Regions from separate parts of the Homo sapiens genome. Here all the other regions are linked to region 2. The links are chromatin loops, found by intact Hi-C in ENCODE. Cell type or tissue: PC-3. All regions are shown on one strand. Region 1 has its middle 38 kb from the start of TWSG1-DT. Region 2 overlaps RALBP1 (ralA binding protein 1). Region 3 holds the start of NDUFV2 (NADH:ubiquinone oxidoreductase core subunit V2). Region 4 has its middle 51 kb from the start of RALBP1.

Region 1 (5,000 bases), 220 kb before region 2:
CACTGCAACCTCTGCCTCCCAGGATCAAGCAATTCTCCTGCCTCAACCTCCTGAGTAGCTGGGACTACAGGCATGCACCACCACATCTGGCTAATTTTTTGTATTTTTAGTGGAGACAGGGCTTCGCCATTTTGGCCAGGTTGGTCTTGAACTCCTGACCTCAGGTGATCCGCCCAGCTCAGTCTCCCAAATTGCTGGGATTACAGGTGTGAGCCACCGTGCCTGGCCAGGTTTTTGCATTTCTGACAACTGATGGCTCCACCTGGATCTACCAACTGGCCCTGCAGCCCCACCCAGAAGTAGACTCAGCACATGAGAACCATTTTCCACACCCATGCAACTGTATCCCCAACCAGTCAGCAGCACTCATTCCCTTGTCTGCCAAACTATCACTGAAAAACCCTAGCCTCTGAATTCAGAGACGCTGATTTGAGTCATAATAAAACTCTGGTATCCCATAAAGAGTTTAATTCATGCAGCCATCTCTGTGTGAATTAAACTCTTTCTCTGTTGCAATTCCCCTGTCTTGATAAATTGGCTCTATATGGGCAGTGGGCAAAATGAATCTATTGGGTGGCCATACTATAATTTTACTCTATTTTTACTCTGAAAATCAAGAGCTATTAGAAAACTCTATCTGTCAGGATAGAGAAAAGAGACTACCATTGCTACACAGTCTGGATTAGGAGAATATCTGGGAATTCATCTGCTTTTTGCACAAATTCACCAATCTGAAATACTGATTCTACCATGGTATTAAAGTTGAATAGATATGAATGTGTTTTAGGATTCGCTCTATTTAATCTATTTGTTTGCTACCAATATGAAATCATTTTTATATGTCATATAAAATGATTTTTATATGACATATAAAAAATATAAAAGAAATATTTATATATTCTTTTATGTGTCAGTTCAATACGACCCTTTTTTAAAAAAAATCTCATGCCTGTTCCTAAATATTCAGTCTTCAGTTGAAATTTTAAATCAACTTGTTCAAATTAAAAAAAAAAAAAAGTACATTAGGATTGTTTGAAGCATCCATGAGAGTCCATGGGCACTTGCCATCTCCTACAAAAGAAATGTAAATTTTAAATGGAAAATTAAGAAAACATAAGGCCTGGCACAGTGGCTCATGCTTGTAATCCCAGCACTTTGGAAGGCTGAGGCAGGTAGATCACCTGAGGTTGGGAGTTCAAGACCAGCCTGACCAACATGGAGAAACCCCATCTCTACTAAAAATACAAAATTAGCTGGGCGTGGTGGCACATGCCTGTAATCCCAGCTACTCGGGAGGCTGAGGCAGAAGAATTGCTTGAACCTGGGAGGTGGAGGTTGCAGTGAGCCGAGATCACGCCATTGCACTCCAGCTTGGGCAACAAGAGCGAAACTCCGTCTTAAAAAAGAAAGAAAGAAAGAAAACATAAATAGGTGAACCAGGAGTTCCATTATAAATAGAGTAGTCATTACAGAGACTGTGCATAGAAACAGGGAAAGGATAATTTTTTTTTAAAGGAGACAAAAGGCTGGCCATGGTGACTCACGCCTGTAATCTCAGCACCTTGGGAGGCTGAGGCGGGTGCATCACTTGAGCTCAGGAGTTCAAGACCAGCATGAGCAATGTGGCAAAACCCTATCTCTACCAAAAAATTTTAAAAATTAGATGAGTGTGGTGGTGTACACCTGTATTCCCACCTACTCAGGAGGCTGAGGCGGGAGAATCGCTTTAGCCCAGGAGGTCGAGGCTGCTGTGAGCTGTGATCGCACCACTGCACTCCAGCCTGGGTGACAGAACAAGACTCTTTGTCACACACACACACACACACACACACACACACACACACACACACACACACACAAAGACAAAGAAAAAATAATTATTAGCTTAATAAAGATCTGAGTGTTCAGGTCTACAGGGCTTAATGGCAAATGGAAATAATGCAAAGACATATACCTAGCTAGGCTCACCTTGATGACATTTCTAAACCCTAAAGAGAAAATTCTAAAACCATCTGGGGAGAAAGAGCAGATAAACTACAAAGAATGAGCATGAAATCAGCTCATAGACTTCTCATCTAAAACAGGATGCTAAAAGGCAATGGAATAATAATAGCAAGTGAGTCGGGCACAGTGGCTCATGCCTGTAATCCCAGCACTTTGGGAGGCCGAGGTGGGCAGATCACCTGAGGTTGGGAGTTCAAGACAGCCTGGCAAACATGGTGAAACCCCACCTCTACTAAAAATACAAAAATTAACTAGGGCGTGGTGGCACACGTCTGTAATCCCAGCTACTCAGGAGGCTGAGGCAGGAGAATCACTTGAACCTGGGAAGTGGAGGTTGCAGTGAGCTGAGATCACACCACTGCACTCCAACCTGGGAGACAGAGCGAGACTCAGTCTCAAAAAAAAAAAAGAAAAAAGAAAAAAGAAAAAAAAATAGCAAGCATATCTATATGTATATGGTTGCTGTTATATCCATCAGCACTATTATAAGCACTTTATTATATTAACTTATTTTATCCTTACAACAAACCTATGAGATAGGATTACTCTTATTATGCTGCCCCTTTTACAGCTGAAGAAACTGAGGCACAGAGGGGTTAAATAGCTTGCTGAAGAGTACACATTACCCAGCTAAAAAGTGGCTGAGTTAGATTCAAACATAGGCAGTCTGGCTCCAGAGTGTGTGATAATAACTATGCTCTATGGCCTCTAGTGGAAAGTCTTCAAAGTTCTGAAAGGCTTTTTGTATTAGATTTCTATTGCTGCTACACTAGTATCAAATTACTACATATCAAATTACTAATAAACTGGGCATAGTGGCATGAGCTTGTAATTCTAGCTACTTGGAAGGCCGAGATGGGAGTATTGCTTGAAGTCAGAAATTTGAGACCAGCCTGGGCAACACAGCAAGTCTCTAAACAAAAACGAACAAACAAAAATTACTAATAACAAATTACTATAAATTTAGCAGGTTAAAACAACACACTGGGTCTGGTGCAGTGGCTCATGCCTATAGTCCCAGTGAGAGGTGACAACATGCTAGTAGCCCTTGCTCGCTCTCAGCCCTCCTTGGCCTCAGAGTCCACTCTGGCCATGCTTGAGGAGCCCGTCAGCCTGCCGCTGCACTGTGGGAGCCCCTCTCTGGGCTGGCCGTGGCTGCAGCTGGCTCCCTCTGCTTGCAGGGAGGTGTGGAGGGAGAGGCACAGGCAGGAACCAGCGCTGCGCATGGCACTCATGGGCCAGTGCAAGTTCCAGGTGGGCGCTGGCTCGCGAACCCATTCCAGGGCGCCCTGCCCTTCACAAAGAAAACTTTCCTCTGGGCTCCTGCCGGCTTCTCCCGGATCTGTCGCAGGCTCGGTGGGCCCCACACTCAGAGCGGCCGGCTGGTGCCACTGGCCCCAGGCAGTGAGGGGATTAGCACCCGGGCCAGCAGATGCAGAGGGTGCACCGGGTTCCTCAGCACTGCCCGCCGGCCCACGCCGCACTGGAATTCTCGCCGGGCCTCAGCTGCCTCCCCGTGGGGCAGGGCTCGGGATCTGAAGCCCGACATGCCTGAGCCCCCCAACCCCTGCCCTGTGGGCTCCCTCGCAGCCTGAGCCTCCCCGACGGGTGCCACCCCTGCTCCGCGGCCCCGTCCCATCGACTGCCCGAGGGCTGAGGAGTGCAGGCACGGGGCACAGGACTGGTGGGCTGCTCCGCCTGTGGCCCTGGTGGGCAGGTGATCCACTAGGGGAAGCCAGCTGGGCTCCTGAATCAGGTGGGGACTTGGAGACCTTTTCTGTCTAGTGGGAGGATTGTATATGCACCAATCAGCACTCTGTGTCTAGCTCAGGGTTTGTGGATGCACCAATCAGCACCCTGTATCCAGCTAATCCAGTGGGGACTTGGAGAACTTTTATGTCTAGCTAAAGGTTTGTAAATACACCAATCAGCACTCTGTGTCTAGCTAAAGGTTTGTAAATGCACCAATTGGTGCTCTGTGTCTAGCCAATCTAGTGGGGACTTGGAGAACTTTAATGTCTAGCTAGAGGATTGTAAATGCACCAATCAACACTCTGTGTCTAGCTAGAGGATTGTAAACGCACCAATCAGCACCCTGTCAAAATGGACCAATCAGCTCTCTGGAAAACGGATCAATCAGCTCTCTGTAAAATGGACCAATCAGCAGGATGTGGGTGGGGCTCCATAAGGGAATAAAAGCAGGCTGCCCCAGCCCCAACGGCAACCCGCTCAGGTCTGCTTCCACACTGCAGAAGCTGTGTTCTTTTGCTTTTTGCACTAAATCTTGCTGCTGTTCACTCTTTGGGTCCACACCGCCTTTATGAGCTGTAACACTCACTGTGAAGGTCTGCAGCTTCACTCTTGAAGCCAGCGAGACCACAAACCCACCGGGAGGGACGAACAACTCCAGACAGGAGCAACAAACAACTCCAGATGCGCTGCTTTTAAGAACTGTGACACTCACTGCGAAGGTCTGCAGCTTTACTCCTGAAGCCAACAAGACCATGAACCCACCAGAAGGAAGAAACTCCAGACACATCTGAACATCTGAAGGAACAAAGTCCAGACACATCATCATTAAGAACTGTAACACTCACCGCGAGGGTCCACGGCTTCATTCTTGAAGTCAGCGAGACCAAGAATCCACCAATTCCGGACACACCAGCATTTTGGGAGGCAAAGGCAGATGGGCTCAAGGAGGATTGCCTGAGCCCAGGAGTTCAAGACCAGCCTGAGCAACATGGCAAAACCCTGTCTCTACAAAAATACAAAAATTAGCTGGACTTGGTGGTGCATGCTGGTAGTCCCAGCTACTCGGGAGGCTGAGGTGGCAGGATTGCTTCAGCCCAGGAGGTTGAGGCTGCAATGAGCTGTCATTTCACCACTGCACTTCAGCCTGGGTGACAGAGTGAGACCCTGTCTCAACTAAAAAAAAAAAAAACTCTTCTGGAGGCCAAAGTCTGGCACAGCATGGCTGTGTTCTCTGAGATCTCTCA
Region 2 (5,000 bases):
GGTTCTCTTAATTTGTTGCTATTTTCATTAATTTGTTAATAACTCTTTGCTTTTTAAAGAAATTACCTCTCCCAATTTGCAACTTTTTTTTTTCCACATTTGCTTGTCCTTTGACTTTATTTATGGTCTCAGAATTGTCACTTATGGCTTGTGGATTTTTTAAATTGTAAAGTTAACATTTAAAGTGAGTGCAAAGAGAGGCCGGGCACGATGGCTCACACCTGTAATCCGAGCACTTTGGGAGGCCGAGGCGGGTGACTCACCTGAGGCCAGGAGTTCGAGACCAGCCTAACCAATATGGTGAAACCCTGTCTCTACTGAAAATACAAAAAATTAGCCGGGTGTGGTGGCAGGCACCTGTAATCCCAGCTACTCAGGAGGCTGAGGCGGGAGAATCACTTGAACCTGGGAGGCGGAGGTTGCAGTGAGCCGAGATTGCGCCATTGCATTCCAGCCTGGGCAACAAGAGCGAAATTCCATCTCTCAAAAAAAATAAAAAAAATAAATGAGCGCAAAGAGAAAAAGTGATTCTGATAGTATTTCAAATGAATATCATAATGACATTAAAGAGGAATAAGAATTAATCCAAGTAACTTTCAAACGCAGTACTTTGACTGTGTACCTACCATCCTAAAGAAGGGAGAAAATGCAAACAAATTTTGAACTCCTCTTACATTTGTCCTTTGTAGCATCTGTTGTAGTAAAACTATTTTGCATGTATTTTAGGATTGATTAAATGAGGGTTCCTTCATTTCTTTTAGCATAACTGCAGTACAAAAATATAGTTATTATCAATACATGAGCTGCATATAAAATTGCATGCATCGTAGAATCAGTGGTCTGTAATTATATGAATCATTAAATATATCATTTTAATTATAAAATTTAATTATGATGTGAACTGTTCATATGTAGTTATAAAGTCGTCTTTGTAACTTATTTATAGTTGTTTAGTCATAAAGCAAAATAGTAAGATTTTATGTTGGGGAGCAGTCAAAATGAAGCACTTTAGAATGATGAGTGGTTTTTTTTTTTTAAGGAATTCCATATTCTACTTTGAGAACTCTACCTCTGATTTTCATTTGATTTATTTTTTGAATACTCGAAGATCCCAGTGCTTTCAACCCTGAGAACTGAAATGTGTGATGCATGGAATATATCTCGAGACAATAAAATGAAAGAGTTTTTTACAAGGGGGTTTGTGGAGAAAATATTTTTGATTTGTAAATGCTGTGGTGTTTTTGTTCCTTGGTGTTAGGTGACTCTGCTAATGTTTTTTCTCTTGGTGCAGGTGTAATGGATAGGTAACAGAGAAGACCTCGTCCCTTCCTAGTCAGGGCATCAGCATGACTGAGTGCTTCCTGCCCCCCACCAGCAGCCCCAGTGAACACCGCAGGGTGGAGCATGGCAGCGGGCTTACCCGGACCCCCAGCTCTGAAGAGATCAGCCCTACTAAGTTTCCTGGATTGTACCGCACTGGCGAGCCCTCACCTCCCCATGACATCCTCCATGAGCCTCCTGATGTAGTGTCTGATGATGAGAAAGATCATGGGAAGAAAAAAGGGAAATTTAAGAAAAAGGAAAAGAGGAGTAAGTGCCATTTTTTCCTATGCCTAGATATTTTTATTTTATTTTATTTTACTTTATTTTATTATTATTTTTTGGGACAGAGTCTTGCTCTGTTGCCCAGGTTGGAGTGCAGTAGCACAATCTCAGCTCACTGCAACCTCCGCCTCGAGGTTCAAGCAATTCTCATGTCTTAGTCTCCCGAATAGCTGGGACTACAGGCGTGCGCCACCATGCCCAGCTAATTTTTGTGTTTTTAGTAGAGACAGGGTTTTGCCGTGTTGGCCAGGCTGGTCTTGAACTCCTGACCTTAAGTGATCTACCCACCTCGGCCTCCCACAGTGCTGGGATTACAGGCGTGAGCCACTATGCCTGTCCTAGATATATTTTAAATAAACTTCCACTCTAATTACATGTACCAGCTGTCTTCTGGAAACATGTGAAGGCAGAGATTCTTGTTTGACTTTTCTGTTCTTTATTTTTCAGGGTCTCAGTTTTTGTATATTAGAGTTGTATTTTGGGATCTTAATCTCACAAATAAAAATACTGAGTTTCCAGAAATGGAAAAGTTTTCTAGCGGATATTTCCTGAAGTAATAACTCAAAATGATGTCTAGAAAGATATTAAGCTGGCCACAGTGGCTTACGCCTATAATCCCAGCACTTTGGGAGGCTGAGATGGGAGGATTGCTTGAAGTCAGAAGTTCAAGAGCCTGAGAAACAAAAATTTAAACCATTAGCTGAGCATGGTGATGTGTGCCTGTAGTCACAGCCGCTTAGGAGCCTAGGAGATTGAGGCTGCAGTGAGCTATGCTTGCACCACTGTAGTCCAGCCTGGGTGACAGAGTGAGACTCTGTCCTCTCCTCCGCTGACGCCCCACCCAAAAAAAGGTAGATACTGGAATTTTCCCCTTAAGGCATCTTACTTTTCTTGGGTAGGTCGTGTTCGCTATTTGGGATACACTTTTTTGGAACCTTCAATAAAGTAGCTATTTATCTTAAGCAAATACCATGATACATTCCATTTGAGGTCCTATTCAGTAGGGAGGATGAATCATTTGAGCGTGGCTTTTTAGTATGTTAAAAGCAAATAAAGTGAGTTATGTTAAGTATTCCTTATTTTGAACTTCATGACATTTTAAATTGATTTGTTTTTGAAGAATTACACAGAGTACACAAATTGTATACAACTTGATGAGTGGGTATGCCTGTGTAACCACTACAAGGATCTGGAAATAGAGCATTATCAATTTTCTTTTGTGCCTCTTTAAAGGGAATCACCTACCCCTCCCATAAGTAAACTTCTTTTATTGTTGATTGATGCTGCCTGATTTTAAACTTACGCATACTTCTATTTGTGTCTAGCTTCTTTTACCCAATATTATATGTTAAAAGTAAAACTTTTAGACAAACTAAATTTAATGGGTTTTTTTTCTTTTGTGTTTTTATTTTGAGACAGAGTCTTGCTCTGTTGCTCAGGCTGTAGTGCAATAGTGTGATCACGGGTCACTGCAACCTCTGCCTCCCAGGTTCAAGTGATTCTCCTGCCTCAGCCTCCCAAGTAGCTGGGATTACAGGCACCCGCCACCATGCCTGGCTAATTTTTGTATTTTTAGTAGAGACAGGGTTTCACCATGTTGGTGAGGCTGGTCTCAAACTCTTGACCTCAAGTGATCTGCCCACCTCAGCCTCCCAAAGTGCTGGGATTACAGGTGTGAGCCACCCTGCCTTGCCAGTTTAACAGAGTTTAATTGAGCAAAGAACGATTAGGGAATCCAGTAGCCCCTAAACCAGAATAGATTTAGAGCGACTCTGGGGCTGCCACATGGTCACGTAATATTTATGGACGGAAAATGTAAAGTGACACACAGAAAACAGAAGTGAGGTACATAAACAGCTGGATTGGTTATAGCATGGCATTAGCCTTATTTGAGCAGTTTGAACAGTTGCCCCCCTGTGATTGGCCAAAACTCTGTAATTGGTACAAGAGTAGATTACAGTCTGTGTACACATCCAGTTAGGTTACAGTTCCCTATGTTCGGAGAAACCTTTAGGCCAAACTTAAAATACATGAGGAGGCAGCTTTAACCTAACATGTTTGTTAGATTGATTCATGTTATTCCATGTGGCAGTAATTTGTTCATCTTTGCACTAGATATTGTTTCATTGCATTATATGTTAGAGTTTATTAATCTCTTCTACTTTTGTTGCTTGTTTGGGTGGTTTTCAGTTTTTGACTGTTATGAATAGTGCTTCTGTGGTGTACATGTTTTTGTATTTCTGTTATGTTTATGCCTGGGAGTGGAATTGCTCATTTGTAGGCCATGTGTATTTCAGCTTCAGTAGATCCCTGCAAAACAGTCTTCCAGAATGCTTGTACCAGTTTACCTTCTCACCAGCAATGTATGAATATTCCACTTGCTAAAGCATCATGGTATTTTGTCCTTAAGATTCTTGCCATTCTGGTTGGTGTGGGGTACATGGTATTTTAGTTAGAGGGTAACTTAGGAAATAGCTGTTATCTTTTATATAATAGCTTGCAAGGTAGCTAGCTAAGGAAAAGAATTAGGAGAGTTACAGATATTAAAAAAAAAAACAACAAAACCAAACTATGACAACTCTGACATGGTTGGTAAAGCAATTGGGCACATTTGTCAGTGTGTGAAAAACCAGAGGTTTCTGATGCAGGGAAGTGGGCCCAGTGGATTTGGCCACCATCTAAAGATGAGGGAATTTCTCAGTTCAATCCTCTACTTAAAAGAGTCTGCAGTTCCTGCTGCAGTCTCCATAAAGAACTTAGCAGCTGGTGACAGGAGAGTGAAGTGTCATAGGAGAATAACTGAAACACATAAACAGTAGTGCAGTTCGTCATTCTCTGAGATTGCCTAAAGTTATAGGCTAGGCAGCACTTAGCTGGAAAAGCTAGGGTAGGTAAAGTGAACACAGGTTGAGTATCCCTATTCCGAAAATCCAAAATGCTACAAAATCTGAATCTTTTTGAGCACTGGCATGACACTTGGAGGAAATGCTCATTGGAGCATTTTGGATTTCAGATTTTTTGGGTTAGAGATGTTGAACTGGTATAATGCAAATATCCAGAAAAATCTGAAATTTGAAACACTTCTGGTCTCAAGTATTTCAGATAAGGGATACTCAACCCGTAGTATGTTAGAGGACACGACTCACGTGATGAAAGGATGCTCGGTCTACTTTAGAAAAGGATTCATTCCATTAGCCCTCTATGTAGAGCCTTTCAGGTGTATCTCTAATGTTTGGTTTGCCTGAATTCCACTTACACACATATGTAATATAAACCCTGTTTCCCCTCCTAATATTGTAAGGATGGTAACTGCTATCTATTTGTCCCCCTCTTGTGGTCAAGAGATGTCACTGCAACATCTCTTTTTGAGAAGAAACCCATTTCTTTGCTGGGAG
Region 3 (5,000 bases), 410 kb before region 2:
TGTAGCGAAAAGCACTCTCACCGATACACATAGAAACAAGCATAATTCTGACCTAAGACAAATAGAAATGAGCATAATTCTAACCCTTTTAGGTAGGCAGAATATTTGCACTATGGGCAAGATTTTCATTCAGACAACAAATATTTATTGAATGCCTTCTACTTGCCAAGTATAGTGCAAGTTGCTGAACCAAACAATATAGGAAGGGCAGGTTTCTCCATCCATGGAGGTTATAATCTGGTCGTAAATGTAGTAGTGAAAGTGCGGGCAGGCATATTTTGGGACGGTATCTTGAGGACTAATCTGGATTGGGAGTCAGAGAATGCCCTAATAAAATCCAGTAAAAGCATGCATTACAGATTCAAAAAGAATCCATATAATGTCTATCTCATCCATCAAGTATTTGTGACATGTTTTGGCTTTAGTTGTATAAGAACAGTAAGTATGTGCACAATAGTGTTAGGTGTATAAGTATTTTTATTTTTTATTTTTTATTTTTGAGACGGAGTCTCGCTCCGTCGCCCAGGCTGGAGTGCAGTGGCGCGATCTCGGCTCACTGCAAGCTCCGCCTCCCGGGTTCACGCCATTCCCCTGCCTCAGCCTCCCGAGTAGCTGGGACTACAGGCGCCTGCCACCATGCCCGGCTAATGTCTTGTATTTTCAGTAGAGACGGGGTTTCACCGTATTAGCCAGGATGGTCTCGATCTCCTGACCTCGTGATCTGCCCACCTCAGCCTCCCAAAGTGCTGGGATTACAGGCGTGAGCCACGCGCCCGGCCAGGTGTATAAGTATTTAGGTAACTTTATAACAAAATACATTTACATTAAGGGCCAGACTGTCTTTTCCTTTTAAAGGGAAATACTGAAGCTAATTTAGGAGAGGCAAACTAACATAAAATATAAGGCAAAGGAGTGGGAACCAAGGCATTTGGTATCTATTTCTAGCTCACTGGGCAGCAGTCCTCTGTGTCTTGAATTCTGTGATTTGCGAAATATGATTCATAGGGGTTGCAATGGAATATTTCTGAGTTTTTAAACTAATGAGGGATAAATTTTTAAAATCCCTGTGCTGCTGTGAATGTTCTAGAAATTATTCACAAGTTTATTATAGCAAAGAAAATGGGCAAAAGGAAGGGGGTGGGTACAGGACGTGACACTCCAGAAAAGAAGGCAGTGACGTAAAAAATCAAGAGGAAGTCCACACCAGGAAATAGTGCTGTGCACATTAGAGCTGTTACTGAATAAATACTTGTTGGAATTTCCAGAGATAACCAAACAAACATGAAGAAGGAAGTGGGTTTTTTTTTCAGCTTTATTATGGAAAATATCTAATATGTACAAAAGTACCGAGAATAGTAAATAAGAACGACCATGCAGCTTCTATGGCCTTACTTAACGGCCAACTTGCTTTATTTTTCACCTCCCGCTCCCCACTATTCTCAAGCAAATTCCAGACATCATACCATTTAACCCCTAAATATGTCGCACATATCTCTAATGCAAAAGATTGGGAACCAAGACATTTGGTGTCTATGGCTAGCACACTGGATAGCAGCCCTCTGTGTCTTGAATTCGTAACATGTAGAATAAGATTTATAGTGGGTTGCAACCCGACTTTATTTTTAACTAACAGCAATATAAGAGGAGGTGGCTAATCCTCACAAGGCTCTCCATGAGGGAAGCTCACCCCTATAAATCCAGGCGGGCGCTTCGTTACCCAGGAGCCCAAGGTGCAGCTCCGGGACGCTTCTTTTCAAGGCCGGGACCCCTGCAGCGGCCCGTAGGACACCTCCCTTTCCGAGCACGGACTGGTCCCCGCCCCTCCCCCGGGAAGTCTCCGCCCACAGGGCCCCAGCAGCCCCCGCGCGCCCTCGCTCCCTCCCGTCAGCCCCCGCCCCTCGGCGAAGGGAGCGGCGTGCCGTCCGGGTCGCCTAGGCCTGGGGTCGGGAGCGCGCACGCTGTGCGCCCTGGGCGCGCTCGGGATTCTCGCCTGGCGCGGCTGGGGAAGGTGAACAGTGTGGCCCGCCATGTTCTTCTCCGCGGCGCTCCGGGCCCGGGCGGCTGGCCTCACCGCCCACTGGGTAAGGAGGCTCAAGCTGAGCCCGGCGCTGCCGCCGCCCTTCTCTTGCTCTCCGTGTCTCCCTTAGTTTTGGGCGCAGGAGAGCCCTGGGCTCTGCACGGGCCTGCAGGCGGCGGCAAGGACACTGCGGCCTTAGCCCTCTTAGGGAGGCCGCTGCAGCCCCACCGTGAGAAGCCCCGAGGGAGGGTTGCCATACTGGGAAGTGTACTCCTAGTTTGGTCGAGGAGGACAGAAAAGAGGGGCTGCTTGGTGATATATATATATATGTTTGTTTGTTTTTGCTGTTTTGCTGTAGCGCAGAATCTAGGCCTGCTCTGGCCAGATCAGTTTCGAAGACCGTCGCTCCGAAGGAGGCACCTCTCGTTTCAAGCCTAGTGACCTCGATGCTTTTAGGTTGCAGCATACTGGAGAGCTCTGGCTTGCTTCGTGAAGGCTTAGGGAGAACTTCATTAGGGCTGGAAAAGGGTGGCCAATGTTTGATTTACTGCAGTTGTGCTTTGCATATCGGAAATGCTGGCTAAATAAACGGTATCAAACTAACTCTGAAAGAACGGCGCCGCAAATAACAGCACCCAATTAAAGAACCACAGGATTTTAGAGATTAAATGATCTTTTTGAGATCCAAGTACATCTCATGGTAGGCAAGGAAATTGAATTGCAGAGAAGTTGAAACACTCCTTCACGTTAATCTAAAAATGCAGATTTCCAGAAATGTCGATTATAACAACAGGGCCTGTTACACAAGTAATACTGGAAAGAAGCCTTAGTTTTGTTTGTTTTCTAAGAGTGAAATAGGTTAAGTCAGTTCTCAGCAAGAGGGAGCTAGTGTATATTCATTGAGAATGAATTCAGGGCTTTAGAGTTAGACTCGAGTTTGGATGTTAGCTTAACTGCCTTTTGTGGCTCTATGACTTTGTGCTGTTAATCTTCCTCAGTTTCTTCAGTTGTAAAATGGGAATATTCCTTTTTGCAGAGTTCAGTCTTTCAATAAACATTTGAAGTCTTACTGTACGTCATGCACTGCTGAGCTCTAGTTAACAGTGTGGATAATAATGATAGTCATTTGATAACTGTTTTCTGTATGCCAAGCACCGAGTTAAATATCTACATTCCACATCTCATTTTTGAGGCTGGTATTACTTTTTCCTCATATTACAGATAAGGAAAAGATTTAGACAGTTCCCGTTCTTTTGGAATTGATAGTCTCATGTAAGAGGAACTTTAAGGTTGAGACAATGTAAAAGTACAGTGTTAGAGAGATGAATAGGGTCATCCAATGTGGTTTCAAGGTGCATAAGATTTTTCCTGAAGGTAATACTAACAGATTGGGCATGGGGTCCGAGGGTATTCTAGGTGGAAAGGACAACTTAAAGTCTTGTTGGCAAGAAAAAGATCGGTATGTATGAGAAGCCACCCTCTGCTGTTGGAGGTAAGGTGTGTTCCCAAATGAAATAAGGGAGAGACAGGGGCCAGATATTGGAGCTCCTGGCGTGCCATACTAAAGAATTTGATTTTAGAGGCCGTCAGGAGTCAGTGAAAGGTTTTAAAGTAGAGGAATAAGATGTGGTTTCTGTTTTGGATAGGTCACTGGATAGGACTGAGGGTGGAATGGGTTTGATTTGGACCCAGAAACAGGGAGACTAAGTAGATAAGAGGCTCTTGCAGAATGCTAGGTGAAAGATGATGAGGATCAGACATGGTAGAAAGAAAAGAAATTAGAGTGCTTGTAGATTTTGTTTCTTTTGTTTTTGAGGCAAAGGGGCTAGAAGTATAAATTGAAAAGCAGTTTTAATGAAAAAGAACAACTTGAGGTAGTGGAGGACCATTGTAATCCAGGTTTAATGTTTCTGGAACTCTCTTTCTCTCCCTCCCTCCTTCCTTCCTTCTCTCTCTCCATCCGTCTCCCCTTCTCCCTCCCCCTTCCACCCTCCCCCCTTTTTTAAACAAATAGTACCTGATATGCACTATGTACACAATAAATATTTGAGTTGATGAATAAGTTTAATTTTTATTACACACGTCATACGTGTGTAGAAAAAACAATACTGAGACTAGCAAGTAGAGTAAGCTCAAAAAATAAAAATCATCCATTGTCTTGTCAACCTGGAAATTACCATTGTTAACATTTTGATGTCTACACATAACAGACCTTACAGACAATTTGTTTCTACAAAAATGGAAAGGTATTTATACTGTTTGGTAGCCTGCTCTTTTGTAATGTATTCTGAACAGCTTTCCTTATCAGTAGACATTTCTATACTGTCATTTTAATGCTACATAGCATTCCATTGTGAGGATGTTCTATTACTTATACAACCAGGCCCTTCTAACCTTTCACAAGTAGTGAGATTTCACATTAAACCTAGCAAGTATCAAGAAAAGTACAAGAAAAGTCTACCTAAGTTCCTTTCCTAAATGAGAAACCTTTAAAGATTATTTACGCTTTCAAAGAAATTGCCTAATCTAATTTCTGCTTTGCTAGCTGCCATTCTCTTGACGAGGCTTTTCAGCTCATCATTGCTTAAAATATGGCTAGAATTAAGTATTAGTTTGTGTGATCTTGAGCCATCTTAATCTCTTTGAGCCTCATTTTTCTTTTCTGTAAACTGAGATAATACCTCATAGGTGATTGTAGTAATTGACTAAAAGTTATAAATTATGGAGTAATAGATAATCAGAATAAGTTTATTCCCTTCTTCAGTAATTGCCCATGGTTTTTCTGTAATGTTGATGCCACTTTAGAACTTATCACTGCCTCATTCCCAAGCTGCTATTGTAGTTTCGAAGGTGAGAGGGTTGTGGTGGCATTTTCAATTACAGATGCTCCTTTACTTACAATGAGATGACATCCTGATTAAACCCATTGTAAATTGAAAGTATGTAAATTTCAGTTTACAGTGGGGTTATCTGGACTTAATCG
Region 4 (5,000 bases), 90 kb before region 2:
GGTCCAATTTTAAATATTCACATTAAATAGGGATATTTACCCGGTTTATACTTGGCCAGATATTCTGTGAGGAGGAGCTCTGGGCTCGGGGGCCAGACCATCATTTAGTCCTAGCTCTGCTCCTTAATGACTGCAGATCCTTGGGCTGGTCACTTGGGATGCCTGAATCTCATTTATTTTATGCAAAATGAGGGTTATAAATATTCACCCTAAAGGAGGAGGAACAGTGAAATGTTGGATGTGAAGGCACCTTATAAACTGCAGTGCTGCACAAATGCCTCCTGAGCAGAAGGCAACCTGCCCCCAGTGAGCAGCTCAGAACAGAGTCCTGTCACACGCGTCCATGTGAAGAGAGTCCACCAAGAGGCTTTGTATGAGCAACAAGGCTGTTTATTTCAGTTGGGTGCAAATGGACTGAGTCCGAAAAGAGAGTCAGCAAAGGGAGATAAGGGTGGAGCAGTTTTATGGGATTTGGGTAGGTAACGGAAAATTACAGTTAAAGGTGGTTATCTCTTGCTGGCAGGGGCGGAGGTCACAAGGTACAGAGTGGGGAGATCATGAGACTCATTGGGGCGGGTGGGAGGTGGGGAGGGAAATGTCACAGGGTCGATTGATTAGTTGGGGTCAGGCAGGAACAAATCACAATGGTGGAATGTCATCTTTTGTGGTTCCTCAGTTGCTCCAGGCCATCTGGATGTATACGTGCAGGCCATAGGGGTTATGATGGCTTATCTTGGGTTCAGAGGCCTGACATTCCTGTCTTCTTATATTAATAAGAAAAACAAAACAAAATAGTGGTGAAGTGTTGGGGCAGTGAACATTTTGGGGGGTGGTATGGAGAGATAATGGGCGATGTTTCTCAGGGCCACTTCGAGCGGGATTAGGGGCGGCGTGGGAACCTAGAGTGGGAAAGATTAAACTGAAGAAAGATTTTGTGGTAAGGGGTGATATTGTGGGGTTATTAGAAGGAGGATTTGTGATATAGAATGATTGGTGATGGCCTGGATGTGGTTTTGAATGAATTGAGAAACTAAATGGAAGACACAAGGTCCAAATAAGAGAATGTTGTATATATAGTTTTGGTGCTGCAAAAGGAATAGCACTCAAATATAAAATTTTCTTTTTAATTCTCAGCAAGGCAAGTTACTTCTGTAGAAGGGTGAGCCCTTACAGATGAAGCAATGGTGAGTGCACACTTGGACAAGGGAGGGGAAGGGATTCTTATCCCTGACGCACCTGGCCCCTGCTGCTGTGTCGTTCCCCTATTGGCTGGGGTTAGACTGCACAGGCTGAACTAATTCCGATTGGCTAATTTAAAGACAGTGATGGGGTGAGTGCTTTGGCGGGAGTCAGGGCAGAGCAGGTAGCAGGTAATCTGAATGAGTCAGGGTGGAGCAGGTGATCGGAATGAGTCAGGGTGGCATAGGGAATCGGAATGAGTCAGGGTGGAGTAAGCAATCAAAAAAGGTTGCTTTACAAGGAAGTTAAGTTTAAAAGTAGAAGGCAAAGAATTGAACTTACTGACATATTAATTCTTTGAAAAGAAATTTAGAACTCATATCTAACAAGAAGGAGAAAAACAGGTATAAAGGACTAAGAATTGGGAGGGCCCAGGACATCCAATCAGAGAGTGCCCAAGGGAGTTCAGTGTAATTATTTGCTTGGTTGGCAAGCTTTTGGGCTCTATCCTTGAGTATTTTATGTTGTCATATACCAGGCCAGATTGATTTAGGTAAAAACAACACTCTTCATTTAGAAATATGCAGAGTCCTCCTTTTTCAGCAGTAAGTCAAGGCCTATTCCTGTCTTCTTATATTAACAATAAACAAAACAAAACAAAATAGTAGTGAAGTGTTGGTGACATGAGGGGAACAGGAAGCTGTTCAGTCCCATTTGCAAATTGATTTTTGGGGGTAAGGAAAACTAATGTACATGTGCCTGTCCAACCAGCAGGTGGACACACATAGGTGGAGGATCTACAGAGCTTCCTCCTTCCAAGAGACCTTGTGTAAGGCAAAACTGGAAATGTAAAGTGAAAAGATGAGAGGGAGCACCAAAAGAGGTGTCTTGCACCCAGACTCCTAGGGATCCAGTGAGGGCAGCAGCAGTTAGAGGTTGTAATGGGGATTGATGGGGCAACTGGGCAGAGGAGAAGGTTCAATTTTTATAGTATGTAGAGAAAGTTATGAGAACATAGTGTCTACAAGAAACCTTCCATTGTTATTCAGGGGTTGGGTATAAGTAAACAAGAAGGGGGGCTGGGAGGAGAGTCCAAAGAACAAGGGGAAGGTAGCCAAGGATGGAGTGAAATGCAGGACAAATGTCTTAAAGGAAATGAGAGGTTCTAAGAGGCGGGCTAGTGGCTTGTAACCCACATGGAACAGGTTATGAAAGGACAATAGAATGGAATGAGCCTGTGAGGCTGGAAGGAGGAATTTTCCTTGGTCCAAGAACTATTTGCCTTGAGTGGGGATGGATTGATAGGTGGAAACTTCAGCGGGAGAGTAAGTAGAAGTGACTGATGAGAAGGAGAAAAACTGGCCGTGAGGACAGAAGTAGGAATAATGGCTGCTTCATTAGCTGTCTTATCAGCATAATTGTTGCCTTGAGCAGTGGGGTCTGAGGCCCTTTGATGGCCTTTGCAGTGAATGACTCCAGCTTCCTTTGAAAGTAAAGCGGCCTTGAGAAGAGTTTTTATTAAAGAGACATTAATGATGGAGGACATTTGCATAGCGAGGAAACCTCTTTCAGCCCATATAACAGCACGGTGGTGCAGGATATGGAAGGCATATTTAGAGTCAGTATAAATATTGACACATAGTCCTTTTGCAAGAGTGAGGCTCGAGTTAAGGCAATGAGTTTGGCTTGCTGAGAGATGATGGAGTGGGGCAGAGTGGTAGCCTCAATTATAGATGTGGAAGATACTATAGCATAGCCTGCCTTTGCTGGTGAGTGGCGATTAGGCCTGGTGGAACTGCCATCAATAAACCAAGTGTGATCAGGGTGAGGAACAGGAAAGAAGGAAATATGGGGAAATGGAGTAAATGTCAGGTGGATCAGAGAGATACAGTCATGGGGGTCAGGTGTGGTATCAGGAATAATGTGGGAGGCCAGGTTGAAGTCTGGGCCAGGAAAAATGGCAATTGTGAGAGACTCAACAAAGAGTGAGTACAGCTGAAGGAGCCGAGGGTGGGGAGAGGGGAGCAGAAAGTATATCCATCAGGCGTGAGGAAGAAAATAGATTTTGAAAGTTATGAGAACAGTAGAGAGTGAGTTGAGCATAGTTTGTGATTTTGAGGGCCTCTAAAAGTATTAGAGCAGCAGCAGCCACCTCATGCAGACATGAGGGCCAGCCTAAAACGGTAAGGTCAAGTTGGACAAAAAGGCTACAGGGCACAGTCCTGATCCTTGTGTAAGAATTCCGACTGCACAGCCCTGCACTTTGGCTGTTTGTAATGAAAAAGTTGGGATGAGTCAGGGAGAGCTAATATGGGAGCAGTCTCTAGAGCTGCTTTTAAGGAATGGAAAGAGGAGTGGAGAAAGGATTTAGGATGTATGGGGTCAGATAGGTTTTCCTTTGTGAGTTTATATAATGGTTTTGTTAGGATGGCAAAACCAGGTATCCAAAGGCGAAAGTATCCAACCATGCCCAGGGAGGAAAGGAGTTGCTGCTTTGTAGAAGGGGTTGGGGTTTGAGAGATCAGCCAGACACAATCGGCAGGGGGAGTATGTGTGTTTTCATGAAGAGTTATGCCAAGGTAGGTAATGGATGGAGAAGAAATTTAAGCTTTGGAGGGGGATACCTGATATTCCTTGGAGAATAAATGTTGAAGGAGCAGAAGGGTATCTTGTTGAGAAGATTCAAGGGAGGGGCTACGAAGTAGAAGGCCATCAATATATTGAATAAGGTGAGAAGCAGAGGGGTGGAAAGAAAGTAAATCATAAGAAATAGCTTGGCTGAAGTAATGAGGGCTGTCCCTGAAGCCTTGTGGCAGTACCACCCAGGTAAGCTGCTGGGACTGATGGGTATCAGGGTCAGTCCAGGTAAAAGCAAAGAGAGGCTGGGATGAGGGGTTCAGGGGAATAGTGAAAAAAGCATCTTTAAGATCAAGAATGGAATAGTGAGTTGTGGAGGAAGGTATTGAGGACAAAATAGTGTATGGGTTGGGCACCACAGGGTGGATAGGCAAAACAATTTGGTTGATAAGGTGCAGATCCTGAACTAACCTGTAAGACTTGTCCAGTTTTGGGACAGGTAAAATGGGGGAATTGTAAGGAGAGTTTATAGGCTTTAGAAGCCCGTGCTGTAGCAGGCAACTGATAACAGGTTTCAGTCCCCTTAAAGCCTGCTGTGGGATGGGATACTGGCATTAAGTGGGGTAAGGGTGATTAGGTTTTAATGGGATAGTAATGGGTGTGTGATTGGTTGCCAGGGAGGGAGGAGAGGTGTCCCATACTTTTTGGTTAAAGTTGGGGGATACAAGAGGAAGATGCAAAGGAGGCTTTGGGTTGGGGAGAAGGGTGGCAATGAGATGTGGCTGTAGTCCAGGACTATGGAATATGTTTGAAATGTTTCATAATGAAAAATTTAAATAATAAACATTTAATTTGTTTAAAAGTACAGTTAAAATGATTAGTCATAAACTGCAAACATTTGCTTGATTTCACCTTTTGCTTGAAAATTGTGTCACCATAGGCTAGGCACAGTGGCTCATGCCTGTAATCCCAGCACTTTGGGAGGTTGAGGCAGGCAAATCACAAGGTCAGGAGGTAGAGACCATCCTGGCTAACACGATGAAGCCCTGACTCTTCTAAAAGTACAAAAAATTAGCTGGGCATGGTGGTGGGCGCCTGTAGTCCCAGCTACTCAGGAGGCTGAGGCAGGAGAATCACTGAACCCAGGAGATGGAGATTGAAGTGAGCCGAGATCATGCCACTGCACTCCAGCCTGGGCGACAGAGCGAGACTCCGTCTCAAAACAAAAAAGAAAGAGAAAGAAA

What was found. Peaks named below come from ENCODE experiments on the same cell type or tissue, not always from the same donor. Only the 100,000 strongest peaks of a DNase experiment are listed, where the experiment ranks them.
Region 1: it touches region 2 in a loop (7-fold over the local background); 4 of 110 quality-filtered maps call a loop at or near these places.
Region 3: it touches region 2 in a loop (11-fold over the local background); 2 of 110 quality-filtered maps call a loop at or near these places.
Region 4: it touches region 2 in a loop (7-fold over the local background); 7 of 110 quality-filtered maps call a loop at or near these places.

Annotation. Positions count from the first base shown.
Region 1 is chr18:9,293,652-9,298,651 of GRCh38, forward strand. No RefSeq gene overlaps it. Among named protein-coding and RNA genes, the nearest start is that of TWSG1-DT, 38 kb to the right of the region's middle. In PC-3, no CTCF peak of the experiment used is centred here; a DNase peak (open chromatin) is centred at 2,800; H3K27ac peaks cover 345 bases.
Region 2 is chr18:9,511,700-9,516,699 of GRCh38, forward strand. It overlaps RALBP1 (ralA binding protein 1), which reads left to right. Exons shown (of 10, transcript NM_006788.4): 2 at 1,292-1,590. The coding sequence starts at 1,347. Among named protein-coding and RNA genes, the nearest start is that of RALBP1, 39 kb to the left of the region's middle. In PC-3, a CTCF peak has its summit at 4,943 (motif pointing left); DNase peaks (open chromatin) are centred at 2,542 and 4,932; H3K4me3 peaks cover 758 bases; H3K27ac peaks cover 2,127 bases.
Region 3 is chr18:9,100,717-9,105,716 of GRCh38, forward strand. It overlaps NDUFV2 (NADH:ubiquinone oxidoreductase core subunit V2), which reads left to right and starts at 1,983. Exons shown (of 8, transcript NM_021074.5): 1 at 1,983-2,081. The coding sequence starts at 2,028. RefSeq lists a silencer at 1,711-2,070 and an enhancer at 2,343-3,052. In PC-3, CTCF peaks have their summits at 2,903 and 3,103; DNase peaks (open chromatin) are centred at 1,895 and 4,035; H3K4me3 peaks cover 4,173 bases; H3K27ac peaks cover 4,015 bases.
Region 4 is chr18:9,421,661-9,426,660 of GRCh38, forward strand. No RefSeq gene overlaps it. Among named protein-coding and RNA genes, the nearest start is that of RALBP1, 51 kb to the right of the region's middle. In PC-3, a CTCF peak has its summit at 1,951; a DNase peak (open chromatin) is centred at 1,331; H3K27ac peaks cover 2,016 bases.